Regions from separate parts of the Homo sapiens genome. Here region 2 is linked to region 1. A link is a loop called in an ENCODE intact Hi-C map of the cell type or tissue named here. Cell type or tissue: left lung. All regions are shown on one strand. Each heading gives the region's core, and the rest is flanking DNA. Links, peaks and the distances in the headings are about the cores only. Region 1 overlaps DHX34 (DExH-box helicase 34). Region 2 has its middle 7.8 kb from the start of C5AR1.

The links. A loop is a pair of places that touch in the nucleus more often than their neighbours do. Peaks named below come from ENCODE experiments on the same cell type or tissue, not always from the same donor. Only the 100,000 strongest peaks of a DNase experiment are listed, where the experiment ranks them.
Region 2: it touches region 1 in a loop (5-fold over the local background); 90 of 110 quality-filtered maps call a loop at or near these places.

The regions. Positions count from the first base shown.
Region 1 is chr19:47,382,402-47,397,279 of GRCh38, reverse strand. DHX34 (DExH-box helicase 34) reads right to left here. Exons shown (of 17, transcript NM_014681.6): 17 at 14,576-14,878. Among named protein-coding and RNA genes, the nearest start is that of MEIS3, 30 kb to the left of the region's middle. RefSeq lists enhancers at 3,678-4,325, 4,326-4,972. In left lung, for the core only: CTCF peaks have their summits at 5,448 and 5,654 (motif pointing right); a DNase peak (open chromatin) is centred at 5,639; H3K27ac peaks cover 380 bases; H3K27me3 peaks cover 736 bases.
Region 2 is chr19:47,294,598-47,309,475 of GRCh38, reverse strand. It overlaps a transcript of C5AR1 not described here. Among named protein-coding and RNA genes, the nearest start is that of C5AR1, 7.8 kb to the left of the region's middle. In left lung, for the core only: a CTCF peak has its summit at 3,998 (motif pointing right); a DNase peak (open chromatin) is centred at 4,015.

The DNA of each region.
Region 1 (14,878 bases), core at 4,357-6,856:
CGGGGCATGTTGAGTAAAGCTAATTTGCCAGTCCTGGGTGGGGGCAAATCCCTGAGCTTGATGTGTAGGGAAGGGAGGGGGCCTGAATAATCCCTGAGGAGTAGTAGAACAGCAGATGGAACACTGAGAAGTGATTTCCTTGAGGACAGATTTCCACGATGGAAAGAAAATGAGAGGTTCTAAGAGGCGGGCTAGTGGCTTGTACTATAGCATAGCCTGCCTTTGCTGGTGTGTGGCGATTAGGCCTGGTGGAACTGCCATCAGTAAATCAAGCGTGATCAGAGTGAGGAACAGGAAAGAAGGAAATATGGGGAAATGGGGTGAATATCAGGTGGATCAGAGAGATACAGTCATGGGGGTCAGGTGTGGTATCAGGAATAATGTGGGAGGCCAGATTGAAGTCCGGGCCAGGAACAATGGTAATTGTGGGACTTAAGAGTGAGTGCAGCTGAAGGAGCCGGGGAGCAGAAAGTACATGCGTCAGGTATGAGGAAGAAAATAGATTTTGGAAGTTATGAGAAATGTAGAGAGTGAGTTGAGCATAGTTTGTGATTTTTAGGGCCTCTAAAAGTATTAAAGCAGCGGCAGCCGCTGCACGCAGACATGAGGGCTAGGCTAAAACAGTAAGGTCAAGTTGTTTGGACAGAAAGGCTACAGGGTGCGGTCCTGGCTCTTGTGTAAGAATTCTGACCACACTAACCATGCCTAGGAAGGAAAGGAGTTGTTTTATAAGGGATTGAGGTTTGGGAGATTAATTGGACACGATCAGCAGGGAGAGCACCTGTGTTTTTATGATAATTATGCTGAGATAGGTAACAGATGAGGATGAAATTTGGGCTTGACTGAAGTAATGGGGGCTGTCTGTGAAGCCTTGCGGCAGTACAGCCCAGGTAGTTTGCTGAGCCTGATGGGTGTCAGGGTCAGTCCAAGTGAAAGCGAAGAGAGGCTGGGATGATGGGTGCAAAGGAAGAGTAAAGAAAGCATGTTTGAGATCCAGAACAGAATAATGGGTTGAGGAGGGAGGTATTGAGGATAGGAGAGTATATGGGTTTGGCACCATGGGGTGGATAGGCAAAACAATTTGGTTGATAAGGCACAGATCCTGAACTAACCTGTAAGGCTTGTCTGGTTTTAGGACAGGTGAAATGGGGGAATTGTAAGGGGAGTTTGTAGGCTTTAAAAGGCCATGCTGTAGCAGGAGAGTGATAACAAGTTTTAATCCTTTTAAAGCGTGCTGTGGGATGGGATATTGGCGTTGAGCGGGGTAAGGGTGATTAGGTTTTAATGGGATGGTGATGGGCATGTGATCGGTTGCCAGGGAAGGAGTAGAGGTATCTTATACTTGTGGGTTAAGGTGGGACACAAGAGGAAGACGCGAAGGAGGCTTTGGGTTGGGAAGAAGGGCGGCAATGAGATGCAGCTGTAGTCCAGGAACAGTCAGGGAAGCAGATAATTTGGTTAAAATATCTCGGCCTAATAAGGGAACTGGGCAGGTGGGGATAACTAAAAGGAGTGCTTTAAAGAGTATCGTCTAAGTTGGCACCAGAGTTGGGGAGTTTTAAAAGGTTTAGAAGCCTGGCTGTCAATACCCACAACAGTTATGGTGGCAGGGAAACAGGCCCTTGAAAATAAGGTAATGTGGAGTGGGTGGCCTCCATATTGATTAAGAAGGGGACGGACTTACCTTCCACTGTGAGAGTTGCATGAAGCTTGGCGTCTGTGATGGTCTAGGGGGCTTCCGAGGCGATCGGGCAGCATCAGTCTTCAGCCGCTAAGCCGAGAAGATCTGGGAAGCAGTCAGAGAGCCTTGGGCCAGAGCTTTAGGGGCTCTAGGAGTGGCTCCTGGGTGAGCTGGGCAGTCTGCCTTCCAGTGGGTCCCTGCACAGATGGGACATGGCTTGGAAGGAATCCTGGGCTGTGGGCATTCCTTGGCCCAGTGGCCAGATTTCTGGCACTTGAAGCAAGATCCTGATGGAGGAAGTCTTGTAGGAATGCTTGACTGCTGCTGCTTAGGCATTTTGAAGTTCTTGTAGCTGGAGGTATGGCTGGGTTTTGTCTCACAGCAGAGACAAGTAATTGTAACTCAGAAATGCGTTGCCATCTGGCTGCTTCCTCTCTATTATTGTACACCTTGAAGGCGAGGTTGCTTAATTCCTGTTGTGGGGTTTGAGGGCCAGATTCTAATTTTTGAAGTTTTTTCCTAATGTCAGGAGTGGACTGAGTGATAAAATGCATATTAAGAATAAGGCGGCCTTCTGGCCCTTCTGGGTCTAGGGCGGTATAGCGTCTAAGTGTTGCTGCTAAGTGGGCCACGAACTGGGCTGGGTTTTCCTCTTTACCTTGGGTAGTTTCTTTAAGTTTGTCATAATTAACAGCTTTGTAAGCTGCCTTTTTAAGCCCTTCAACTAGGTAGGAAACCATGTAATCTCACCTAGCTATACCTGGGGAATTTGCCTGATAGTTCCATTGGGGACCCTCTCGGGGAACTGCTCTACTGCCTTCCTGGAGGTCTGGCTCATGAAGCCGGCGGTTATCAGCGTGAGATTGGGCTAGAGAAAAACTCTTTCCCACTCATCTGGGGAGAGGGCAGAAGTCAGGATGATATTAAGTCACTCCAGGTTAAGTTGTAGGACAGAGTTAGATATCGGAATTCCTGTATATGTTTAGTGGGGTCTGATGAGAAAGAGCCTAAACGCTGACTCACCTGAGAGAGGTCTGATAGAGAAAAACGTACATGTACCCTGACTGTGCCTTCAGCTCCAGCCACCTCTCTAAGAGGAAATTGTTGGGCAGGTGGGGAAGAGCTAGTCGTGGAACTAAACTGTAAGCTGGACAGGGTGTGAGGACACCCTGGGTGTGAGGACGACAGAAGGATTATCGGGTGGAGGAGCGGAGGCTGAGGAAGAATTGGGACTTAGCTCGGCCTGGCGAGGAGGGGAGAGGTCAGATGGGTCTGTAGAAAAGGAAGACTGGAAAGACTCAGCGACGCTTGGGGTTGGGACTGAGGGGACAGGCGGGAGGGAAAGAAGGAGGATTTGGGACGAGTTGCATTGGGAACAGAGACTAGAAAGGGACCGATGTGTAAAAGAATACCTGGACGTCAGGCACCTCAGACCATTTGCCCATTTTTTGACAAAAAATATTTAGGTCTTGTAGGATGGAGAAATCGAAAGTGCTGTTTTCTGGCCATTTAGAGCCATTGCCCAGTTTGTATTGGGGCCAAGCGGTGTTGCAGAAGAAAACAAGGGGTTTAGGTTTTAGGTCAGGTGTGAGTTGAAGAGGTTTTAAGTTCTTGAGAACACAGGCTAAGGGAGAAGAAGGAGGAATGGAGGGTGGAAGGTTGCCCATAGTGAAGGAGGCAAGCCCAGAGAAAAGAGAGCATAGAGACACGGAGGGAAGGGGTTCGGGGGTTCTTACCCTCCAGAAAAGTGGGAAAGGGGTCGGGATGTGGAAATAAGGGATTGGGGGTTCTTGCCCCCTAGAAAAGGTGGAGAAGGGGTAGAGACACAGAAGGGGTTGGGGTACTTGCCCCTCCCCCAGAAAAGCGGGACTTGCCGCTAAGGGTGAAAGACCAAGGCAGGCATCCCTGCGCGGTCTGACACCTCTGAAACCTGGGTGAATAATCAGAGAGGTGTCCCTGCAATGATTAAACACCAAGGGAAGGCTGCCTTCCCAGTCCGTGACCGGCACCGGAGTTTTGGGTCCACAGATAAAACGTGTCTCCTTTGTCTCTACCAGAAAATGAAAGGAATTGAAATTAAGAGAAGGGAGAGATTGAAGTGTGGTGCCAAGATTGAAAGGAGAAAGAGGTTGAGGGATAGTGAGGGAGGTTGGAGAAGAGAGTAAAAAGAGGCCGCTTACCGGATTTGAAATTGGTGAAATGTTTCTTGGGCTGGTGGGTCTGAGGACCTGAGGTCACAGGTGGATCTTTTCTCACGGAGCAAAGAGCAGGAAGACAGGGGATTGATCTCCCAAGGGAGGTCCCCTGATCCGAGTCATGGTACCAAATTTTATGCGCGTCCATGTGAAGAGACCACCAAACAGGCTTTGTGTGAGCAATAAAGATGTTTATTTCACCTGGGTGCAGGAGGGCTGAGTCGGAAAAGAGAGTCAGTGAAGGGAGATAAGGGTGGGGCCGTTTTATAGGATTTGGGTAGGTAAAGGAAAAAGGGGGGTTGTTCTCTGGCGGGCAGGAGTGGGGGGTCACAAGGTGCTCAGTAGGGGAGCTTTTGAGCCAGGATGAGCCAGGAGAAGGAATTTCACAAGATAGTGTCATCAGTTAAGGCAGGAACAAGCTATTTTCAATTCTTTTGTGGTGGAATGTCATCAGTTAAGGTGGGGCAGGGCATATTCACTTGTTGTGTGATTCTTCAGTTACTTCAGGCCACCTGGGCGTATACGTGCAAGTCACAGGGGATGTGATGGCTTGACTTGGGCTCAGAGGCCTGACAAGACTGAACTAGGGTTGGGATTGTGTGACAAGCTGGTCTCTATCAACCGTGTCTGTGTCCACGGCATTGTTGTGTTGCGATCGCGCTCCTCCTAGGTCAGAACTTACAGTGGGAGTTTGGGAGGCCGAAGTGGGTGGATCACCTGAAATCAGGAGTTCAAGACCAGCCTGGCCAACATGGTGAAATCCTGGCTCTTTACAAATACAAAAATTATGGTGGGCACGGTGGCTCTCGCCTGTAATCTCTGCACTTTGGGAGGCCAAGGCAGGCGGATCACTGAGGTCAGGGGTTCGAGACCAGCCTGGCCAACAAGATGAAACCCCATCTCTACTAAAAATACAAAACAATTAGCTGGGTGTGGTGGCGGGTGCCTGTAATCCCTGGCTACTCAGGAGGCTGAGGCAGGAGAATTGCTTGAACCTGGGAGGCGGAGGTTGCAGTGAGCTGAGATTACGCCACTGCACTCCAGCCTGGGTGGACAGAGCAAGAATCGGAAAGCCTGACTCCAATGGGGATAATTGGATCTCAGGGTGGCAGGGACCAAGTGACAGAACTTAATGACCAAAGGCAAGGTGGGTGGTTACCGCTTGGACAGCAGAGTCAGAGCAGCCACCAGAGTGCTATGACTTGGCCGGGCGGTGGTTCATGCCAGTAATCCCAACACATTGGGAGGCCCAGGTGGGAGAATCTCTTAAGGCCAGGAGTTCGAGACTAGCCTGGGCAACATAGTGAGACCTGTCTCTACAAAAAGTTTAAACAATTAGCCAGATGTGGTGGTGCAGGCCTGTGGTCCCAGCTACTCGGGAGGCTGAGGCAGGAGGATCACTTGAGCCCAGGAGGTCGAGGCTGCAGTGAGCTGTGATTGTGCCACTGCACTCCAGCCTGGGCAACAGAATGAGACTCTATCTCTAAAGATAATACATTTTTAAAAAGAATTCCAGGAATCCACCCCTAACACCAGCCCCTCCCCTCCCTCTGCAGAACAAAGGCCCCATCAGAGGGGACATGCTGGGCGTCAGGGTCGGCTTCCGGGAGGAGGAAGGTGGGAGCTAAGACCTGAAGGATGATGAGGCGTGATGTGGGTGGAGGGGAGAAGCTCAGGAGATGGGGAAGGCGGAGGTGCACAGGCCCTGACAGGATAGAGGGAGCCGCGGAAGGGAGGCCGGCCTGGTGGAACCTTGAGGGAAGGCAATGATCCTGCATCCCTCCAGGGGGCGCTGGAGAGCCATAGAGTTCTTTTTGTTAACAGCTTCATTGAGACCTGATTCATACATAAAATTCACCCATTTAAAGCGTACAGTTCAATGGCTTTTAGTGTATTTATAGGGTTGTGCACCTGTCACCACAATCAATTCTAGAATATTTTCAACATCCCCAAAAGAAACTCTGAACCTCCTAACAGTGATCGCCGGCCCCCAGTCCTCGGCAACCACTAATCCCCTTTCTGTCTCCATGGGTTTGCCTATTCTGGACATTTCACGTAAGTGGAATCACGCTACACTGCCCTTTGTGACTGGCTTCTTTCAGTAGCATGTCTTCCAGCTGCAGCACTGCTGTAGTGTCTGTCAGTCATTCCATTTTTTTGTGTGTATTTTTTGTTTTGTTTCTTTTTTAGAGACAGGGTCTCGCTCCGTTGCCCAGGCTGAGTGCAGTGGTGTGATCTCGGCTCACTGCAACCTGGATCACCCAGGCTCAAGCGATCTTCCCACCTCAGCCTCTCAAATAGCTAGGACTACAGGCATATACCACCACGCCCAGCTATTTTTTGTATCTTTTGTAGAGATGGGGTCTCACTATGTTGTCCAGGCTGGTCTCGATCTCCTGGGCTTAAGCCTCAGCCTCCCAAAGAGCTAGGATTAAAGGCGTGAGTCACCACGCCCAGCCTGTCATTCCTTTTCATTGCTGAATGATATTTCATTGTCCTGGAAGAACTCTGAGCAGAGAAGGGACAGAGTCGGGCTAGCGCTTTATCCCTCCAGTGGATTAGACGGGGTAGGATGGGTTGAATTGTGTCCCGCCAGAGGGTATGCTAATTCCTCTTCCCAGCGCCTGTGCATGTGACCTTATTTGGAAAAAGGGTCTTTTCAGATGAGGTCATAGGGTGGGCTCTGGTCCAATATGACACATGCCCTTCTATAAAAGGGGACTGCCGGCAGTGTGACAGAAGCTAGAGAGAGGCAGGGAAGACTCCTGGCAGGTTCCCGAGGGAGCTCAGCCCAGCCAACACCTTGACTTCCAATTTCTGGCCCCCAAGAATGTGAGAGATCTGTTGTTTCAAGTCATCCAGTCTGTGGGGTTTTGGTACACAGGGAGGCAGAGTGGAGGCGAGAGGGTGGCGAGGAGGGGAGGAGCACAGGGAGGGAGGGGCTCATCCAGGGACTGCAGGAAGGTGCATAAAGGATATTGGGGCCCAGCATGGTGGCTCATGCCTGTAATCCCAGTACTTTGGGAGGCCGAGGTGGGAGGATCACTTGAGGTCAGGAGTTCGAGACCAGCCTGGCCAACATGGTGAATCCCTGTCTCTACTAAAAATACAAAAATTAGCCAGGCGTGGTGGCGGGCATTTATAATCCCAGCTACTCAGGAGGCTGAGGCAGGACAATCATTTGAACCCAGGAGGCAGAGCCTGCAGTGAGCTGAGATGGTGCCACTGCACTCCAGCCTGCATGACAGAGCAAGACTCCATCTAAAAAAAAAAAAGAGAGAAAGGATATTGGGAAACAGAGCCAGGCATTTTGGAGATGAGGGTGTCACCAAAATGAGCATGTGTCACCTTCCAGGGATGGTCAGTGTGTGGCTGCTACAGCAACTGGCAGGGGGTAAACAGCAAAACATGGCTGGGTGCAGTGGCTCACGCCTGTAATCCCAGCACTTTGGGAGGCAGAGGTGGGAGGATCGCTTGAGCCCAGGAATTCAAGACCAGCCTGGCCAACATAGTGAAACCCCACCTCTACTAAAAATACAAAAAGTTTAGCCAGGCGTGGTGGTGCATGCCTGTAGTCTCAGCTACTTGGGAGGCTGAGGCACAAGAATTGTTTGAATCTGGGAGGCGGAGGTTGCAGTGAGCCGAGATTGCACTACTGCACTCCATCCTGGGTGACAGTAAAAGACTCTGTCTCAAACACACGTGCGCACACACACACAGCAGAAGATGGAGGGAGGAAGGACAGGGCCTACGGACTCATTGGGTGCAGCAGGTAAGAGAGAAAACCTATACCCATATTGCTGACTTGGGAAGTAGCCCTATTTGTCTCTGATGTCACAGAAGAAGAGTGACAGTCAAATGTTGGTTACTTTTCCTGTTGCCTTAGTGATCACTGTAGCTGATGTTTGCTGAGAACCGTTTATGTGCCAATCCCTGCTCTAAGCACGTGGACTAATGCATCAACTCTCAACAACAACTTGTGAGGTGGGAACGATCCTTAACTTCCTTTTACAAATGATAAAGCAGCCATACAAAATGAGGATGACAACATTCTCCTTGCCTACTCCCGGCCCACAGGGCTCTCTGTGATTCAGCAATGGTTGGCCCCTGGTGAGGGGAAACTGTGGCCTGGGCGCCTGCACTATGTTTGTGCAAGATCTGTATTCTGAAAATTATGAAATATTGCTAAATTAAAGAAGAACCGACCAGGCGCGGTAGCTCACGCCTGTAATCCCAACACTTTGGGAGGCTGAGGCAGGCAGATCACTTGAAGCCAGGAGTTTGAGACCAGCCTGGCCAACAGAGTGAAAACCTGTCCCTACAAAAAATAAAAAAATAAAAAATAATAAAAATAAAAAATTAGCTGGGCGTGGTGGTGCTTGCCTGTAATTCCAGCTACTTTGGAGGCTGCAGCATGAGAATCACTTGAATCCAGGAAGTGGAGGTTGCAGTGAGCTGAGATTGAGCCATTGCTCTATTGCACTCCACCCCAGATGACAAAGCGAAAGCGAGAATCTGTCTCTTTTTTTTTTTGAGACAGAGTCTCACTGTGTTGCCCAGGCTGGAGGGCAGTGGCGTGATCTCGGCTCAGCTCACTGCAACCTCTGCCTCCCAAGTTCAAGTGATTCTCCTGCCTCAGCCTCCTGAGTAGCTGGGATTACAGGTGCCCACCACCATGCCAGGCTAATTTTTGCTTATTTATTTACTCTGAGACGGAGTTTCGCTCTGTCGCCCAGGCTGGAGTGCAATGGTGCGATCTCAGCTCACTGTAACCTCTGCTCCCAGGTTCAAGCGATCCTCCCGCCTCAGCCTCCCAAGTAGCTGGGACTACAGGCGCATGCCACCACACCCAGCTAATTTTTGGATTTTTCATACAGACAGGGTTTCACCATGTTGGCCAGGCTGGTCTTGAACTCCTGACCTCAAGTGATCTGCCCGCTTCAGCCTCCCAAAGTGCTGGGATTACTGGCGTGAGCCACTGCGCCCAGCCTAGTCTACTGATTTTCAGTAAAGGTATTAAATTAATTCAATGGGGAAATGAATACTTTTTTCAAAAAATGGTTCTGGAACCATTAGACATCCATATGCAGAAAAATGAGCCATGAGCGTTAACTCACATCATACACAATGCCTAACTGGAAATGGACCACAGACCTAACGGTTTATATTAAAAATCTAAAACTATTAAACTAGAAGAAAACATAAGAAAAAACTTCATGATCTTGAGGGTAGGCAAAGATTTGTTAGGTAGAACAGAAAAAGTAGAAATGACAAAAGAAAATGATAATTTGAAATTCCATCAAAATACAAAACTTCTCTTGTCCAGGAGCAGCAACTCACACCTGTAATCCCAGCACTTTGGAAGGCCAACGTGGGAGGATTGCTTAAGCCCAGTTCGAGACCAGCCTGGGCAACATGGCCAGATGCCATCTCTACAAAAAATACAAAAATTAGTTGGGTGTGGTGGCACCTGCCTGTAGTCCCAGCTACTCAGGAGGCTGAACTGGGAGAATCACCTGAGCCCAAGGAGGCTGAGGCTGCAGTGAGCTGTGATTATGCCACTGCACTCCAGCCTGGGCAACACAGTGAGACCCTATCTCAAAACAACAACAACAACAACAACTTCTGCTCCGCAAAAGACACTGTTAAGAAAATGATAAACGTGGGTCAGGTGCAGTAGTTCATGCCTGTAATCCCAGCACTTTGGGATGCCAAGGTGAGAGGATCACTTGAGCCCCAGGAAGTCAAGACCAGGCTGGGCAATATGGCAAAACCTCATCTCTACAAAAAAAAACAAAAATTAGCCAGGTGTGGTAGCATGTGCGTCTAGTCCCAGCTACTCAGGAGGCTGAGGTGAGAGGATCACCTGAGCCCGGGCAGGTCGAGGCTGCAGTGAGCCATGATCACACCACTGCATTCCAGCCTGGGCAACACAGTGAGACCCTGTCTCAAAAAAACAAATTCTGCTCTGCAAAAGATACTGTTAAGAAAATGATAAAGATGGGTCAGGCGCACTGTTTCACACCTGTAATCCCAGCATTTTGGGAGGCTGAGGCGGAAGGATCACTTGAGGCCAGGAGTTTGAGACCAGCCTGGGTAACACAGCAAGACCCTGCCTGTCTCTACAAAAAATAGAAATAATGAAATGAAAAGGCAAGTATAGACTTGGAGAAAATATTTACAATATGCATATCTAACAAACGACTTGTTTCAGGAATATGTAAACAACTCTTTTTTTTTTTCTTTTTTTTTTTTGAGATGGAGTCTAGATCTGTCATCAATGCTGGAGTGCAGTAGTGCAATCTTGGCTCACTGCAACCTCCACCTCCTGGGTTCAAGCGATTCTCCTGCCTCAGCCTCCCAAGTAGCTGGGATTACAGGTGCCCGCCACCACACCTGGCTAATTTTTGAATTTTTCATAGAGACAAGGTTTCACCGTGTTGGCCAGGCTGATCTCAAACTCCTGACCTCGTGATCCGCCCGCCTCAGCCTCCTAAAGTGCTGGGATTACAGGTGTGAGCTACTGCACCTGGCCTGGAAAACAATTTCTTTTTTTTTTTGAGGCGGAGTTTTGCTCTTGTTGCCCAGGCTGGAGTGCAATGGCGCAATCTCAGCTCACCGCAACCTCAGCTCACCACAACCTCCGCCTCCCGGGTTCAAGCAATTCTCCTGCCTCAGCCTCTGGAGTAGCTGGGATTACAGGCATGCGCCACCATGCCTGGCTAAATTTTGTATTTTTAGTAGAGACGGGTTTTCTTTTTTTTTTTTTTTTTCTTTTTTGAGACGGAGTCTTGCTCTGTCAACCAGGCTGGAGTGCAGTGGCACGATCTTGGCTCACTGCAAGCTCTGCCTCCCGGGTTCACTCCATTCTCCTGCCTCAGCCTCCCGAGTAGCTGGGACTACAGGCGCCCGCCACCACGCCCAGCTAATTTTTTTGTATTTTTAGTAGAGACGGGGTTTCACCGTGTTAGCCAGGATGGTCTCGATCTCCTGACTTTGTGATCCTCCCGCCTCGGCCTCCCAATAGAGACGGGGTTTCTCCATGTTGGTCAGGCTGATCTTGAACTCCTGACCTCAGGTGATCTGCCCGCCTAGGCCTCCCAAAGTGCTGGGATTACAGGCGTAAGCCACTGTGCCCGGCCCCTGGAAAACAATTTTTAAGAGTCCACTAAAACCAAACATATATGCGTGTCCTATAATCACGTCCTATAACCCTGGATACATACAGGACAGAAATGTACAATGTATTCATCAAAATCCAGGTACTGTGTGCTCCTAGTAACGTTATTTGTACCTGGAACCAAGCCTGTGCACCTCCGCCTTTCCCACCTCCTGAGCGTCTCCCCTCCACCCACCTGATACCTCATCATCCTTCAGGCCTTAGCTCTGACCTTCCTCCTCCCAGAAGCTGACGCTGACACCCAGCACGTCCCCTCTGATGGGGCCTTTGTTCTGCAGAGGGAGGGAAGGGCTGGTGTTAGGGGTAGGTTTCTGGAAGCCAAATGTCCCTGGACAAAAGAATGGATATATTGTGATGAATTCATGGAACAGAATGAATGAACCAAGCCCATGCAACCTCATGTTGGGTAAAAGAAGCTAGACACAGACAGCACATTCTTGTGAAGTTTTAGAGTGGCCAGCACTAGAGGACAGATTAAGAATGTTGGTCACGGCCGGGTGCAGTGGCTCACGCCTGTAATCCCAGCACTTTGGGAGGCTGAGGCGGGAGGATCACCTGAGGTCAGTAGTTCAAGACCAACTTGGCCAACATGGTGAAAACCCGTCTCTACTAAAAATGCAAAATTAGCTGGGCATGGTGGCGGGTGCCTGTAATCCCACATACTCGGAAGGCTGAGGCAGGAGAATTGCTTGAATCCCAGAAGCAGAGGTTGCAGGGAGCCGAGATTGCACCGTTGCACTCCAGCCTGGGCGACAAGAGCAAAACTCCATCTCAAAAAAAAAGAATATTGGACACTCCTGGGAGACGGAGGAGCTGGGCTGCAGCGGGTGGAGGGCTGCTGGTGTTTTATTTTTTTATCTGGGTGCTGCTGGCACAGGTATGTTTCATCTGGGAAAATTCACCAAGCTGTTTACTTATAATTTGTGCATGTTAGCCTTCAAGAGGAACATTTTAAAAGACTGTTGAGGCTGAGCGTGGTGGCTCATGCCTGTAATCTCAACATTTTTAGGAGGCTGAGGCGGGCAGATCACCTGAGGTCGGGAGTTCGAGACCAGCCTGACCAACATAGAGAAACCCCCGTCTCTACTAAAAATACAAAATTAGCTGGGTGTGGTGACACTCGCCTGTAATCCCAGGTACTTGGGAGGCTGAGGCAGGAGAACCACTTGAACCCGGGAGGCGGAGGTTGCAGTGAGCCGAGATTGAGCCATTGCACTCCAGCCTCAGCAACAAGAGCGAAACTCCGCCTCAAAAATAAATAAATTAAATAAATACTGTTGAATGAGCCGGGTGCAGTGGCTCACACCTGTAATCTCAGCATTTTGGGAAGCTGAGGTGGGCAGATCACCAAACACAAAATTTAGCCAGGTGTGGTGGTGCACGCTTATAGTCCCAGCTACTCGGGAGGCTGAGGTGGGAAGATCACTTGGTGTCAGAAGGCAGACATTGCAGTGAGCTGAGATTGTGCCACTGCACTCCAGCCTGGGCAACAGAGCAAGACCCCATCTCAAAGAAAAAAAGTATATAAACCCCTAGTTTTAGTTAGGGAGACGGATTTGAGACTGATTTCCCATCTCCTCAGCCACGCATCTGATTAAAGCCTTCTTCCTTGGAAAGAAAGGAAGCCCATGGTTCCAGACCAACCTGGGCATCATGGTGAAACTCTCTACAAAAAACAAACAAAAAAACCTATTCACACCCAAAAATTAGCTGGGCATGGTGGCACATGCCTGTAATCCCAGGTACTTGGGAGACTGATTTGGGAGGATCACTTGAGCCCAGGAGGTGGAGGCTGCAGTAAGCTGAGATTGCACCACTGCACTCCAGCCCGGGCAACAGAACGAGACCCTGCCTCAAAAAAAAAAAAAAAAAAAAAAAAAAAAAAAAAAAAAAAAAAACTGTTGAATGGAATCTGTTACCAAAAATCAGGGGTTCAGTCCAGGTCCTGCTGCTGGTCGCACAGAAAGCCAATCACTAAAGCGAGTATTGCCAAGAAGAAGGCTTTAATGAGATGTGCAGCCAAGGAGATGGGAAATGACTCTCAAATCCATCTCCCTGACTAAGACTAGGGGTTTATATACTTTTTTTCTTTGAGATGGGGTCTTGCTCTGTTGCCCAGGCTGGAGTGCAGTGGCACAATCTCAGCTCACTGCAATGTCTGCCTTCTGACACCAAGTGATCTTCCCACCTCAGCCTCCCGAGCAGCTGGGACTATAGGCGTGCACCACCACACCTGGCTAATTTTTGTGTTTTTTAATAGAGACAGGGTCTTGCTATGTTCCCCATCCCAGTCTGGAACTCCTGGACTCAACTGATCCACCCTTATCGGCCTCCCAAAGTGCTGGAATTACAGGCATGAACCACCATGCCCAACCTTTTTTTTTTTTTCTGTTTCTAATATGGTGAATCAGATTGATTTTCAAATGTTAAATCAACCTTCCATTCCTAGAATAAGCCCCAGTTGGCCATGATGTACTGTATTTATATATTGCTAAATATGATGTGCTGAACTCCTATTTAGGGTTTTTGTCTATGTTCATAAGGCTTAGAGTTTTCTTTTCTTGCATTGTCATAGCCTGCTTTTAGCAGCAGGATAATGCTGACCTCATAACATCAGTCAGGAGGCGTCCTCCCCTATGCTGTGGCCAAGTGGGTGTGGGCGAGTATCATTTCCATGTTTGGTAGACGTCACCAGGGAGCCCATCTGAGCCTGTTCTCTTTGTTAACTATGAATTACATTTCCTTAATAGAGTTGTTCCGGTTATCTATTTCTTCCTGAATGAGCTTTGGGTAGCTAGTGTCTTTCAATAATTTTTTCCATTTCAAATGAGTGAATTTCTGTGTGGCACGTTGTTTATCGTATTCTCTTCTCCTTTTCGCATCTGTAGGACCTACAGGTTGTCCTCCTTCCATTCCTATGCCGTGCCTTCTTTTTCTCCTGAGTGATTTTATTGTTCTTTTCATTTTCTTTTTTTCTTTTAGAGATGGAGTCTCGCTCTGTCACCCAGGCTGGAGTGCAGTGGCACGATCTCGGCTCACAAGCAACCTCCGCCTCCTGGGTTCTAGCAATTCTCCTGTCTCAGCCTCCTGAATAGCTGGGATTACAGGCACACGCTGCCACGCCCAGCTAATTTTTTGTATTTTAATAGAGATGGGGTTTCACCGTGTTGCCCAGGCTGGTCTCAAACTCCTGAGCTCAGGCAAACCACCTGCCTCAGCCTGATTTTTTTTTTTTTTTTTTTGAGATGGAGTTTCACTCTTGTCGCCCAGGCTGGAGTGCAATGGCATGATCTCAGCTCATTGCAACCTCTGCCTCCCAGGTTCAAGTGATTCCCCTGCCTCAGCCTCCCCAGTAGCTGGGATTAAAGATGCCCACCACCACACCCAGCTAAGTTTTTGTATTTCTAGTAGAGACAGGGTTTCACTATGTTGGCCAGGCTGGTCTCGAACTCCTGACCTCAGGCGATCCACCCGCCTCAGCCTCCCAAAGTGCTGGGATTACGGGAGTGAGCAACCATGCCCGGCTCAGCCTGTTCTTTTATTTTTTTATTACGGGAGTGAGCAACCATGCCCGGCTCGGCCTTTTATTTTTTTATTGTGAGTGGGTCTTATGGTGCAGCCTGTGGTCCCACGTGAACACCAGTGCTCCCAGCCCCCCTGCACAACTCTCAAAGTGACCCAGGTGGATGGGCAAATTCAGGGTCCCCCTACTTCAAGGGGTAGGAGAGACTGAGGATGGACTCAAGAGAGAGCGGCTGCGGAGGTGCTAAGAACCTGCACCTGGAATCTGGAGACATGGGAGGTCCCTGCTGGCTCTAACGC
Region 2 (14,878 bases), core at 2,538-5,037, 86 kb after region 1:
AGCCTCCCGAGTAGCTGGGATTACACGTGTGTGTCACCACCCCCGGCTAATTTTTTGTATTTTTAGTAAAGACGGGGTTTCGCCATGTTGGCCAGGCTGGACTCAAACTCCTGAGCTCAGGCAATCACCCACCTCAACCTCCCAAAGTGCTAGAATTACAAGTGTGAGCCACTGCGCCCGGCCTGGAGCCATCTATCTCTTTCCTCCTAAGACGCCAGCCTTCTGGGCAAAAGCTCAGGAATGCAGTTGGCTTAAACCCCTCCCTTGGGATTCAAGAAAGCAGAGACTGTAACCTCCACTCAGCCTCCCGGCCAGGCTGATTTGAGACCCAAAGAGGCTGAGCTAGTCTGCGGAGGTAGCCCAGCATTTAAGTATATTTTACTGTTAAATCTTCCTTCTAGGGCCAGGTGCAATGGCTCACACCTATAATCCCAGCACTTTGGGAGGCTGAGGCAAATGAATCACTTGAGGTCAGGAGTTCAAGACGAGTCTGGCCAACATGGTGAAACCCTGTCTCTACTAAAAATACAAAAATTACCCAGGTGTGGTGGCAGGTGCCTGTAATCCCAGCTACTTGGGAAGCTGAGGCAGGAGAATTGCTTAAACCTGGGAGGCAGAGGTTGCAGTGAGCCAAGATTGCGCCACTGCACTCCAGCCTGGGCAACAAAGCAAGACTCTGTCTCAAAAAAAAAAAACCATCGTCACCAGCCTGGCCAATATGGTGAAACCCCATCTCTACTAAAAATACAAAAATTAGCCAGGCGTGGTGGTGGGTGCCTGTAATCTCAGCTACTCAGAAGGCTGAGGCAGGAGAATTGCTGGAACCCAGGAGGCGGAGGTTGCAGTGAGCAGAGATTGCACCATTGCACTCCAGCCCAGGCTGACAACACCAAGACTCAATCTCAAAAAAAAAAAAAAGAAAAGAAAAAGAAAAGAAAAGAAAAAAATCATCCTTCTAGGGTTATAAAGTTGGCAATAGAAAATGGAGCTACCCTGTCCCCCAACTACACAAGCCACAACCATCTCCATCTATTATTGTTACATTGTAATATATAATGAAATAATTATACAATTCAACATAATGTAGAATCAGTGGAATCCCTGAGCTTGTTTTCCTGTAACGAGATGGTCCTATCTGGGGGTGATGGGATACAGTGACAGATCATCAGGCATTAGATTCTCATAAGGAGCTTGCAACCCAGATCCCTCACATGCGCTGTTCACAACAGGGTTCATGCTCTTTTTTTTTTTTTTTTTTTTTTTGAGATGGAGTCTCACTCTCTCACCCAGGCTAGAGTGCAGTGGCACGATCTCGGCACACTGCAACCTCCGCCTCCCAGGTTCAAGCGATTCTCCTGCCTCAGCCTCCCGAGTAGCTGGGACTACAGGTGCCTACCACTGCACCCGGCTAATTTTTGTATTTTTAGTAGAGACGTGGTTTCACCATCTTGGCCAGGCTGATCTCGAACTCCTGACCTCGTGATCCACCCGCCTCAGCCTCCCAAAATGCTGGGATTACAGGCTTGAGCCACTGCGCCCGGCCTGGGTTCACGCTCTTATGAGAATGTAATTCCGCCCCTGATCTGACAGATCAGGCGGTAATATGAGCGAAGGGGCGTGGCTATAAATACAGATGAAGCTTCACTTACTCACCTGCCACTCACCTCCTGCGATGCTGCATGGTTCCTAGCAGGCCATGGACTGGTACAGGTCTGCAGCCCAGGGCTGGGGGCTAAGATACTTCCTAGAGCCTGGGGCAAGGAAGGAGCCTAGATTACCTTCCCGAGGCTGCTGTAACCAATTAGCACAAACTGCGGGCTTAACACCAGGACCGGGCGCAGTGGCTCATGCCTGCAATCCCAGCACTTTGGGAGGCTGAGGCGGGCAGATCATTGAGGTCAAGAGTTCAAGACCAGCCTGGCCAACATGGCAAAACCCCATCTCTACTAAAAATACATAAATTACCTGGGTGTGGTGGTGCATGCCTGTAGTCCCAGCTACTCGGGAGGCTGAGGCACAAGAATTACTTGAACCCGGGAGGTGGAGGTTGCAGTGAGCCAAGATGGCACCACTGCACTCCAGCCTGGGCGACAAAGCAAGACTCCACCTCAAGGAAAAAAAAAGAAAAAAAAAGCCAGACAATTATTTTGGCATGGTTCTGCAGGCCAGAAGTCCAAAATCAAGATGTCACCACTCCCTCCAGAGGTTCCAGGGGAGAATCTGTTCCTTGCCTCTCCCACCTTCAGGTGGCTCCTGAAATTCCTTGGCTTGTGGTTGCACCACGCCCGTCCCTGCCTCTGTGGTCTCATCACCTCCTCCTCTACCGTATGTCTCAAATTTCTATCTTCCTCATATAAGGACTCTTGTGATTCCACTGAGCCCACCCAGACCCAATCCAGGATAATCGCTCCCCCATCTAAAGATCTTTAACTTCATCCTATCTGCAAAGTCCCTTTTGCCATGGAAGGTCACCTGTTCACAGGTTCAGGGGATTAAGATGTGGACATCATTGGGGATCATGATTCTATCTGCAACAGGGTCTGAGAAGCTAGAGAGTAAGTGTGTCCAGTGGTGGAGAGAAGCCTTGAATGCCGAGCTAAGGAGCCTGGACATGGCCTTTCCTTCGAAATAGATGCATGACCTGTCAACCTCTCACCACCTCGGCTCTGTTACCCTGATCCAAATCACTATCACCTTCTGCTTGGACCATTACAGCAGCCTCCTCTCTGGGATCTTCACTGCCCCCCCTCCGTAGTCTCATCTCCACCAGCAACCAGAGGGAGCCTATTAAAATCTAAGTCAGATCAAAGCACTCCTCTGCTCAGAATAGGGGGTTGCCTGATTTAGCACACACACCTACACAAACAAAAACACATTACAGACTGCCCAGTTAACTTTAAATTTCAGGGTTGGGCCTGGTGCTTCATACCTGTAATCCCAGGGCATGGGGACACCGAGGAAAGATCGCTTGAGGCCAGGAGTTTGAGAGCAGCCTGGGCAACATAGTGAGATCCCATCTCAACAAAATAAATTAAAAATTAGCTGGGCATGGTGGCACGTGCCTGTGGTCCCAGCTACCTGGGAGGCTGAGGCAGGAGGATCACTTCAGCCCAGGAGATCAAGACTGCAGTGAGTTAAGATCACAAAAATATTTTTTTTTTCACATTTTACCTGAGAATCTTGTATTTTATCTGGTAACCACAGCTCAGAGCCCTCCCTTGGAGCCTACGGCACAATGAGTGTGATTGTTATGATGATTACAGAAACACACTCAATTTTTTTTTCCCATGTCCTTCTGCGACTCTACAAAACACCACCCACAACTTTCTCCCACAGTATTTTTCTACAGCAAACTTCAATTTTTAAAAATCTGGTTTTCGGCCGGGTGCGGTCCTCATGCCTGTAATCCCAGCACTTTGGGAAGCCGAGGCAGGCAGATCACCAGTTCAAGAGATTGAGACTATCCTGGCTAACATGGTGAAACCCCGTCTCTACTAAAAATACAAAAATTAGCTGGGCGTGGTGGCGGGCACTTGTAGTCCCAGCTACTCAGGAGGCTGAGGCAGGAGAATTGCTTGAACACGGGAGGCAGAGGTTGCAGTGAGCCGAGATCGCGCCACTGCACTCCAGCCTGGGGACAGAGCAACATTCTGCCTCAAAAAAAAAAAAAAAAAAATCTGGTTTTCTTTTAATTGCAAAGGAAATGCATGCTCATTGTAAATATTTAAACAATCCAGAAATACACTCCTCCCCACTCTAAAAATAGAAAAAAGAAAAAGACACCAATGAAAAGTCCCATTCCTGTCACGCTTCTGAATTCAGCTGGGAATTCACCTAGACTTTTACAAAGGTGGAGTTTGTGTTTGGCCATGGACACGCGGGTACACGATGTTCAGCAAGTTTTAGTTCCGCTAATTGAAGCCATGTGCGCAGTCTGCGTTACTCACCCAGGATTTCCAAGGTCGATTTGTGGCGATTTGGAGCATTATAGGAATGCCGTGTTGTTCTAGCCCTGACCTCCAGGGGGCGCAGGAGCGGGGAGGTTCAGGAAGCCAGGTCACAGGAACTTGACTTTTAGGATTTTGGATGGAAGTTGCCTCCTCAGCCGTAAATCATGGGTTCTTAACATTTTTAGGCCCGGGACCCTTGATAAAGGTGTCCTTGATAAAACACCCCCTCAGAAGAAAAAGAATTTTTTTAACTTTTTATTTCGATGGAATGTCAAATGAAAAAAGTTGCAAGAATAGTAAAAGCGGCCGGGTGCGTTGGCTCCCGCCTGTAATCCCAGCACTTTGGGAAGCCGAGGAGGGAAGATCACTTGAGGTAAAGAGTTCGAGACCAGGCTGACCAACATTGTGAAACCCCGTCTTTAATAAAAATACAAAAAAGTAGCTGGGAATGGTGGCAGGCACCTGTAGTCCCAGCTACTTGGGAGGCTGAGGCAGGAGAATCACTTGAACTCAGGAGGAAGAGGTTGCAGTGAACCGAGATCATACCACTGCACTCCAGCCTGGGCGACAAAGTGAGACTCTGCCTCAAAAAAAAAAAAAAAGAAAGAAAGAAAAAGAAAGCAATTGGGGCCAGAAGCAATGGCTCATGCCTGTAATCCTAGCATTTTGGGAGGCCATGGTGGGAAGATCACTGGAGTCCAGGAGTTCCAGACCAGCCTAAGTAACATAGTGAAACCCCCATCTCTACAAAACACAAAAAATTATCCAGGTGTGGTGGAGCACACCTATAGTCCTAGCTACTTAGGAGGCAGAGGCAGGAGGATCACCTGAGCCCAGGAGGTCGAGGCTGCAGTGACCTATGATTGTGCCACTGCACTGCAACCTGGACAAAAGAGCAAGACCCTGTCTCGAAAAAAAAAAAAAAAAAAAGACAGAGGCCGGGCACGGTGGCTGACGCCTGTAATCCCAGCACTTTGGGAGGCTAAGGCGGGTGGATCACCTGAAAGTCAGGAGTTCAAGACCAGCCTGGCCAACATGGTGAAACCCCATCTCTACTAAGAATACAAAAAATTAGCCAGGTGTGGTGGTGGGCACCTGTAATCCCAGCTACTTGGGAGGCTGAGGGAGAAGAATCACTTGAACTCGGGAGGTGGAGGTTGCAGTCAGCCGAGATCGTGCCATTGCACTCCAGCCTTGAGTGACAAGGGCGAAACTTTGTCACACACACACAGAAAAAAAGAAATTGGCTCATGCAATTGTGGGGGCTGGTAAACCCTAGAAAAATAATACAGGCGTATATATCTATGTCTACTTATGTTTTTCCTGGAATCATTTGAGAGTACTTTGGAAACATCATGCTCCTTTACCATAAATTTGTTACTGTGTATCTCTTATATTGCGGTTATGACAGGATATTCTCTGACATAACCACAATATATTTATCAAAATAAGGAAATATGCCACTGATACCACACTATACTCAGCCCTCACTGAAATTTCACCAGTTGTTCCAATAACTTTTTTTTTTTTTTCTGAGACAGAGTCTCAATTTGTCGCCCAGGCTGGAGTCCAGTGGCACAATCTCGGCTCACTGCAACCTCCGCCACTCAAGTTCAAGAGATTCTCCTGCCTCAGTCTCCCAAGTAGCTTGGATTATAGGCGCCCAGCCACCACGCCCGGCTAATTTTTTTTTTTTTTTTTTGAGATGGAGTCTCACTCTGTTGCCCAGGCTGGAGTACAGTGGCGTGATCTCGGCTCACTGCAAGCTCCGCCTCCCAGGTTCACGCCATTCTCCTGCCTCAGCCTCCCGAGTAACTGGGACTACAGGCGCCCGCCACCATGCCCAGCTAATATTTTGTATTTTTTTTTTTTTAGTAGAGACAGGGTTTCACCGTGTTAGCCAGGACGGTCTTGATCTCCTGACCTCGTGATCCGCCCGCCTTGGCCTCCCGAAGTGCTGGGATTACAGGCATGAGCCACCAAATTTTTGTATTTTTAGTAGAGATGGGGTTTCGCCATGTCGGCCAGGCTGGTCTCGAACTCCTGACCTCAGGTGATCCTCCCACCTCGACCTCCCAAAGTGCTAGGATTACAGGTGTGAGCCACCATGCTGGGCCCCAGTAATGTACTTTATCACTTTGTTTTTCTGGATAACGTTTTGGTTTTCATTTTGGTTTTATTATTTTTTGTAGAGTCGGGGGTCTCACTATGTTGCCCAGGCTTGTCTCGAACTCCTGGGCTCAAGTAATCCTCTCACCTCAGCCTCCCAAAGTGTTGGGATTGCAGGCAAGAGCCACTGCACCTGGCGTCAGAATGATGTTTTTGTAAATACATTTTAAAACACTTTGTTCTGTTTTAACAGCATAAGAAATCCTTTAGCTGGGTGCAGTGGATCACGCCTGTAATCCCAGCACTTTGAGAGGCCAAGGAGGGAGGATTGCTTGAGGCCAGGAGTTCAAGACCAGCCTGGGCAACATGAAGAAACCCCATGTCTACAAAAAATACAAAAATTAGCCAAGTGTAGTGGTGCACACTTGTGGTCCCGGCTACTCTGGAGACTGAGGTGGGAGGATCACCTGAGCCTGGGAGATTGAGGCTGCAGTGAGCTATGATCGCACCACTGTCTATGATCACCCAGCCTGGGTGACAGAGCGAGACCCTGTCTCAAAAAAGAAAAGAAGAAGAAGAAGGCCGGATGCGGTGGCTCACGCCTGTAATCCCAGCACTTTGGGAGGCCGAGGCAGGTGGATCACGAGGTCAGCAGTTCGAGACCAGCCTGGCCAACATGGTGAAACCCTGTCTCTACTAAAAATACAAAAATTAGCCAGGCGTGGTGGCACACGCCTGTAATCCCAGCTGCTTGGGAGGCTGAGGCAGGAAAATCGTGTGAACCAGGAGGTGGAGGTTGAAGTGAGCCGAGACCGCGCCATTGCACTCCAGCTTGGGCGACAGAGCGAGACACCGTCTCAAAAGAAAAAAAAAAAAGAAGAAGGAAAAGAAGAAGAAGTCTGTTGTTAGTTTTAAATTTGCTTACTCAATCACCTCCCTAATGGTGAAATTTTAGGTGGTTTCCAATATTTTGGGTTATAATATAATGAGCACCTTTGTATATATATTCTCGTATGCATGTACAAGTATTTATGGTAGATGACTCTCTAGAAATGAAATTGCAGGACAGAGTGTGTACACACCATTTTTTATGTTGGTAACTTTTTTTTTTTTTTGAGATGGAGTGTCGCTCTTGTTGCCCAGGCTAGAGTGCAATGGTGTAATCTCGGCTCACCACAACCTCCGCCTCCCGGGTTCAAGCTATTCTCCTGCCTTAGCCTCCCGAGTAGCTAGGATTATAGGCATGTGCCACCACGCTAGGTTAATTTTGTATTTTTAGTAGAGATGGGGTTTCTCCATGTTGGTCAGACTGGTCTCAAACTCCCGACCTCAGATGACCCACCTGCCTCGGCCTTCCAAAGTGCTGGGATTACAGGCATGAGCCACTGCGCCTGGCCTGTGTTGGTAACTTTTGTGCCAGTGTCCCTTCATCCTCTTCTTCAAGATCCAGACCAGCAATGCCCATTACGGCAGCCACCAGCCACATCTGGGCACTGAGTGCTTGAAATACAGTGAGTCCATATTAACATGGGCCGTGAAAATGACACACATACTGGATTTCAAAGACTTAGTACCAAAAAAACAGATTGTAAAAGATCTCAATAAGGCCAGGAATGGCTGCTCACATCTATAATCCCAGCACTTTGGGAGGCCGAGGTGGGCAGATCACCTGAGGTCAGGAGTTCCAGACCAGCCTGGCCGACATGGCAAAACCCCATCTCTACTAAAACTACAAAAATTAGTCGGGCATGGTGGCGGGTATCTGTAATCCCAGCTACTTGGGAGGCTGAGACACAGGAATCACTTGAACCCGGGAGGTGAAGTTTGCAGTAAGCCGAGATCATGCCATTTCACTCCAACCTGGGTGACAGAGCAAGATTCCAACTCAAAAAAAAAAAAAAAATCAAGAACACACAAAACTAGACTTCGATGTTATAAGCCAGGAAAGAAGTTATTTTTGAGGGGTAAAAACGGAAGGCGGGGGTCTGGATGCTGGGAAAAGTCTTTTTCTTGATCTGAGTGTTGGTTACACAGGGATATTCAGCTGTAAAAATTCTTTAAGCTTATTATTGGTGAACTCTTCTGTCTGTATTTTTATATATCAATAGAAGTCCTTTTTTTATGCTGGGCGCAGTGGCTCACGCCTGTAATTCCAGCACTTTGGGAGGCCTAGGCGGACGGATCACCTGAGGCCAGGAGTTCGAGACCAGCCTGGCCAACATGGTGAAGGGAAGGGAAGAGAAGAGGAAGGGAGGAGAGGAGAGGGGAAGGGAAGGGAGGGGAGGGGAGGGGAGGGGAGGGGAGGGGAGGGAAGGGAAAGGAAGGGAAGAAAAAAGGCCGGGTGCGGTGGCTCACACCCGTAATCCCAGCACTTTGGGAGGCCGAAGCGGGAGAATCACCTGAGGTTGGGAGTTCACGACCAGCCTGACCAACATGGAGAAACCCTGTCTTTACTAAAAATACAAAATTAGCTGGGCCTGGTGGCACGTGCCTGTAATCCCAGATACTCGGGAGGCTGAGACAGGAGAATCGCTTGAAACCAGGACGCGGAGGTTGTGGTGAGCTGAGATCGCGCCACTGCACTCCAGCCTGGGCAACAAGAGTGAAACTCTGTCTCAAAAAAAAAAAAGAAAGAAAAGAAAAGAAAAGAAAAAGACAAGACAAGACGAAGGAAGGAAGGAAGGAAGGAAGGAAGGAAGGAAGGAAGGAAGGAAGGAGAAATAGAGAAAGAGAAACAGAGAAAGAGAGAGAGGAGGGAGGGAAGGAAGGAAAGGAGAGAAGGAGGGAGGGAGGGAAAGAAAAAGAAAGAGAAAGAAAGAGAGAAAGAAAGAGAGAGAGAAAGAAAGAGAAAGAAAGGCGGAAGGAAGGAAGGAAAGAAAGAAGGAAGGAAGGAAGGAAAGAAAAAGAAAGAAAGAAAGAAAGAAAGAAAGAAAGAAAGAAAGAAAGAAAGAAAGAAAGAAAGAAATCATGACCAAAGGGCACATGGAGCACATGTTATTTTGCATTCACAAACCCATCGCACCGTGCAATGCCAACCCCCATCAGGAAGGATGGACTGAGCAGGCGGCTGCAGCTACCACATCCCAAGGAGAAGCAGCTGTGCCCAGCCACCAGCTTGCCAGCGGCCACAGGAAGCCCAGAACCAGCCAAACTGGGCTGGTTGACCACCACTTACCACCCTCCACTCCCTTGGCACGAGGGTTCCTCAGCTGTGGCCACAGTGGCTTTTGAGGCAGGATGTGGTGGGCTCATCAGCGGCAATGCTTGTGCCCATGCAGTTATCCGACCCTGGCCTGACCAACTTACCAGAAACTCTAGCACCACGGGGGGTCTGAGTAAGGCCCAGAGGCCGCAATAAGCACCGGGGGAGGGATACAGGCAGGAGGAAGCTGGAGGATGCGCCAAGCTGAGGGCATCTCAAAGGCGGGCAGAAAACATCAGCACCAGCAATAATAATAAAAATAGGGCCGGGTGGCTGGGCCTGGTGGGTCATGCCTGTAATCCCAGGACTTTGGGAGGCCGAGGCGGGCGGATCACGAGATCAGGAGTTCGAGACCAGCGCAGCCAACATAGTGAAACCCCGTCTCTTCTAAAAATACAGAAATTAGCCGGGTGTGGTCACACACGCCTGTAGTCCCAGCTACTCAGGAGGCTGAGGTAGGAGAACCACTTGAACCCAGGAGGCAGAGGTTGCAGTGAGCTGAGACCATGCCACTGCACTCCAGCCTGGGTGACAGAGCAAGACTCCATCTCAAAAAAAATAAATAAATAAAATACACAATTTAGCCAGGCATGATGTCACTCGCCTGTAATCCCAGCACTTTGGGAGGCCAAGGCAGGCAGATCACGAGGTCAGGAGTTCGAGACCAGCCTGTCCAACATGGTAAAACCCCATCTGTACTGAAAATACAAAAATTAGCCAAGCGTGGCGGCATGTGCCTATAATCATAGCTACTCGGGAGGATGAGGCAGGAGAATTGCTTGAACCTGGGAGGCGGAGGTTGCAGTGAGTCAAGATCATGCCACTGCACTCCAGCCTGGGCGACAGAGCAAGACTCCGTCTCAAAATAAATAAATAAATAAAATACACAAATCAGCCAAGCATGGTGTCACGCACCTGTAATCCCAGCTACTGGGGAGGCTGGGGCAGGCGAATCACTTGAGCCCAGGAGGCAGAGGTTGCAATGAGCCGAGATGTCGCCATTGCACTCCAGCCTGGGCGAACAGAGCGAAACTCCATCTCAAAAATAATAATAATAATTTTAAAATAATAGTAATAATCATAGTGCTTGCTCAGGACCAGGGGCTCTTCTAAGCCTTCATAACCAACAAAGTAGGTGGAGATGAGACGTGCAAGCTCACAGAATGCAGAATGGAGGCCAGGCGTGGTGGTTCATACCTGTAATCCCAGCACTTTGGGAGGCTGAGGTGGGAGGATCACTGAGCTCAGGAGTTCGAGACCAGCCAGGCCAACATAGCATGACCCCATTTCTACAGAAAAAAATTGTTTTTGGCCAGGCGCGGTGGCTCACGCCTATAATCCCAACACTTTGGGAGGCCGAGGTGGGCGGATCATGAGGTCAGAAGATCGAGACCATCCTGACTAACGCGGTGAAACCCCGTCTCTACTAAAAATACAAAAAATTAGCCGGGCGTGGTGGTGGGCGCCTGTGGTCCCAGCTACTCGGGAGGCTGAGGCAGGAGAATGGCATGAATCCAGGAGGCGGAGCTTGCAGTGAGCCGAGATTGCACCGCTGCACTCCAACCTGGGCAACAGAGCAAGACTCCGTCTCAAAAAAAAAATTGTTTTAAATTAGCCAGGCACAGTAGCACACACCTGTAGTCCCAGCTACTCAGGAGGCCGAGGTGGAAGAATCACTTGAGCCCAGGAGTTATCCGACCAGCTGCAGTGAGCTGTGATTGTGCCACTGCACTCCAGCCTGGGCAACAGAGTAAGACTGTGTCTCTAAAACAACTAAAAAAAAAAAAAAATACAGAATGGAAGCTGATATTATTACACTGAAAATTCTAGAATTCTCTAATTCTAAAGTTGTAAGTGTTTAAGAGTGTGATTCGAGTCGAATGTTGCTTACCTGAGGCTGAGAAGGGAAGGTGGGAGGGAGACATAAAGAAAAATGGGTTAATGGGTACAAAAATACAGTTAGAACCAGATGCAGGGACTCACACCTATAATCTCAGCACTTTGAAGGCCGAGGTAGGAGGATTGCTCGAGGCCTTGAGTTTGAGACCAGCCTGGCCAACATGGCGAAACCCTGTCTTGATTAAAAATACAAAAATTGGCCGGGCACAGTGGCTCACACCTTAATCCCAGCACTTTGGGAGGCTGAGGCGGGCAGATCACGAGGTCAGGAGATCGAGACCATCCCGGCTCATATGGTGAAACCCCATCTCTACTAAAAATACAAAAAAATTAGCCGGGCATGGTGGCGGGTGCCTGTAGTCCCAGCTACTCGGGAGGCTGAGGCAGGAGAATGGCATGAACCTGGGAGGCAGAACTTGCAGTGAGCTAAGATCGCACCTCTGCACTCTAGCCTGGGCAACAGAGCAAGACTCCGTCTCAAAAAAAAAAAAAAAAAAAAAAAAAAAAAAAAAATTAGATGGGCATGGTGGCACATGCTTGTAATCTCAACACTTTGGGAGGCTGAGGTGGGGAGATCACTTGAGGTCAGGAGTTCAAGACCAGCCTGGCCAACATGGCTAAACTCCATCTTTACTAAAAATACAAAAATTAGCTGGGAGTGGTGGCGGGTGCCTGTAATCCCAGCTATTTAGGAAGCTGAGGCAGGAGAATCACTTCAACCCGGGAGGTGGAGGCTGCAGTGAGCAGAGATTGCACCACTGTACTGCAGCCTGAGTGACAAAACAAGACTCTGTCTCAAAAAAAATACAAATAATAAAATAATGAAGATGCTAACCTGAGCTGGCTTGAGGAACAGGGCAAACGGGTCCAGGTGGGGAGTCCCCTTCAGTTACCCAACTTTAAGGCCATAGCCCCCTCGCTACCAAAGTGTGTTTTCTCGATCCGCATCATCAAGCTTCCTGGACATGTTAGAAATGCAAGATCTTGGCGGGGCGCAGTGGCTCACGCCTGTAATCCAGCACTTTGGGAGGCCAAGGCAGGTAGACTGCCTGAGGCCAGGAGTTCGAGACCAGCCTGACCAACATAGTGAAACCCTGTCTCTACTAAAAATACAAAAAATTACCTGGGCGTGGTGGTGGGGGCCTGTGATCCCATCTTTCACTCGCGTCCGTGTGAAGACACCACCAAACAGGCTTTGTGTGAGCAATAAAGCTTTTAATCACCTGGGTGCAGGAGGGCTGAGTCCAAAAAGGGAGTCAGCGAAGGGAGATGGGGTGGAGCTGTTTTATAGGATTTGGGTAGGTAAAGGAAAATTACAGTCAGAGGGGGTTGTTCTCTGGCTGGCAGGGGTGGGGGGTCACAAGGTGCTCAGTGGTGGAGCTTTTGAGCCAGGATGAGCCAGGAGAAGGAATTTCACGAGGTAATGTCATCAGTTAAGGCAGGGACTGGCCATTTTCACTTCTTTTGTGGTGGAATGTCATCAGTTAAGGCAGGAACAGGCCATTTTCACTCCTTTTGTGATTATTCAGTTACTTCAGGCCATCTGGATGTATACGTGCAGATCACAGGGGATATGATGGCTTAGCTTGGGCTCAGAGGCCTGACACCATCTACTCGGAAGGCTGAGGCAGGAGAACTGCTTGAACCCAGGAGGTGAAGGCTGCAGTGAGCCGAGATCACACCACTGCACTCCAGCTTGGGTGACAGAGCGAGACTCTGTCAAAAAAAAAAAAAGAGAGAGAGAGAGAGAAGGAAAGAAAGAAGAAAGAGAAGGAAGGGAGGGAGGGAGGGAGGAAGGGAGGGAGGGAGGGAGGAAGGAAGGAAGGAGGGAGGGAAATGCAAGAGCTGTGGTCCTGCTCCAGCCCTGCTGAATTAGAACCTGCATTTTAACAAGACCCCCAGGTGATTCCTGGTCACCTTTAAGGTATAAGAAGCGCTGAATGAGTACGTCACCAGGAGACACTGGCCGGTTCCCTTCCTGCTATCATCATGTAGATGGCGCCCCCTTGTGGAGATTTTATTGAGACAAGGTTTGGCTCTACCGCCCTGGCTGGAGTGCAGTGGCGAGATCTCAGCCAACTGCAGACTCGAACTCCTGGAGCAATCTTCCCACTTCAGCCTCCCGAGTAGATTGGACTACAGGCACGCGCCACCATGCCTGGCTGATTTTTTTTATTATTATTGGAGAGATGAGGGGGTGTCTCGCTATATTGCTCAAGCTGGTCTTGAACTGCTGGCCTCGGAGATCCTCCTGCCTCAGCCTCCCAAAGCACTGGGATTGCAGTCATAAGCCACTACACCCAGCCAGCCTTCTTCCTTTATGGCAGGGGGTCTATCTCTTGTTGGATTTGATCATGGGTGCGTGATTTGTAATCAGCTGAAAATCTGAAAGCACGGCAGAGATGTTTTCTTGGAAATAAGCAATTTGTATTCTTTTTTTTTTTTTCTAGACAGAGTCTTGCTCTGTCACCCAGGCTGGAGTGCAGTGGTGCAATCTCGGCTCACTGCAGCCTCCACCTCCCGGATTCAAACGACTCTCCTGCCTCAGCCTCCCGAGTAGCTGGGTTTACAGGCGTGTGCCACCATGCCTGGCTAATTTTTGTATTTTTAGTAGAGACAGGGTTTTGCCATGTTGCCCAGGGTGGTCTAGAATTCCTGACCGCAAGTGATCCGCCTGTCTGAGCCTCCCAAAGTGCTAGGATTACAGTCATGAGCCATTGCACCTGGCAATTTTCTCCATTTTAATAAGCCCTCCAAGAAGGTAACAAGGTCTTGTGGGCAAAGAAATACATATGAAACTACATCAACATCTACAGAAGAGTGGCAGATTTGCTTGGGTTCCCCAAACGCAGATTCTGAGACAATGACTTGGGTGATGGCAGTTTATTTGGGAGGTGATCCCAGGAAGCAGGAGTGAGTTAGAGAACCAAGTCAGAAACAAGGCCAGGCGCAGTGGCTCACACCTGTAATCCCAGCACTTTGGGAGGCCAAGGCAGGCAGATCACCTGAGGCCAGGAGCTCGAGACCAGCCTGACCAACATGGTGAAACCCTGTCTCTACTAAAAATACAACAATTAGCCAAGTATGCTGGCGGGCGCCTGTAATCCCAGCTACTTGGGAGGCTGAGGCAGGAGAATCTCTTAAACCCGGGAGGCGGAAGTTGCACTGACCCAAGAACACACCACTGCACTCCAGCCTGGGCGACAGAGTAAGACTCCATCTCAAAAAAAAAAAAATAAGAAAGAAATGAGAGAAAAGCCAATAAGCGCGTGCTGATCAGTGCGTCACAGCTGGGGGAAACCGGGGCTCAATACGGCTGGGGATGCTCTGAGAAACCAAGCAGAAAATACCTCCGAATCTTCCCACTGAAGGATGAGGAGTGGGCCGGCGTGGTGGCTCAAGCCTGTGATCCCAGCACTTTGGGAGGCCAAGATAGGAGGAATGCCTGAGGCCAGGAGTTCATGATCAGTCTGGGCAACATAGTGAGATCCCATCTCTCAAAAAAAATTTGTTTTTCATTAGCCAGACATGGGGCTTGTGCCTGTAGTTCCAGCTATTCGGGAGGCTGAGGAAGGAGGATCATGAGCCGGGCACGGTGGCTCACACCTGTAATCCCAGCACTTTGGGAGGCCGAGGCAGGTAGATCCCTTGAGGTCAGGAGTTCAAGACCAGCCTGGCCAACACCGTGAAACCCTGTCTCTACTACTAATACAAAGAA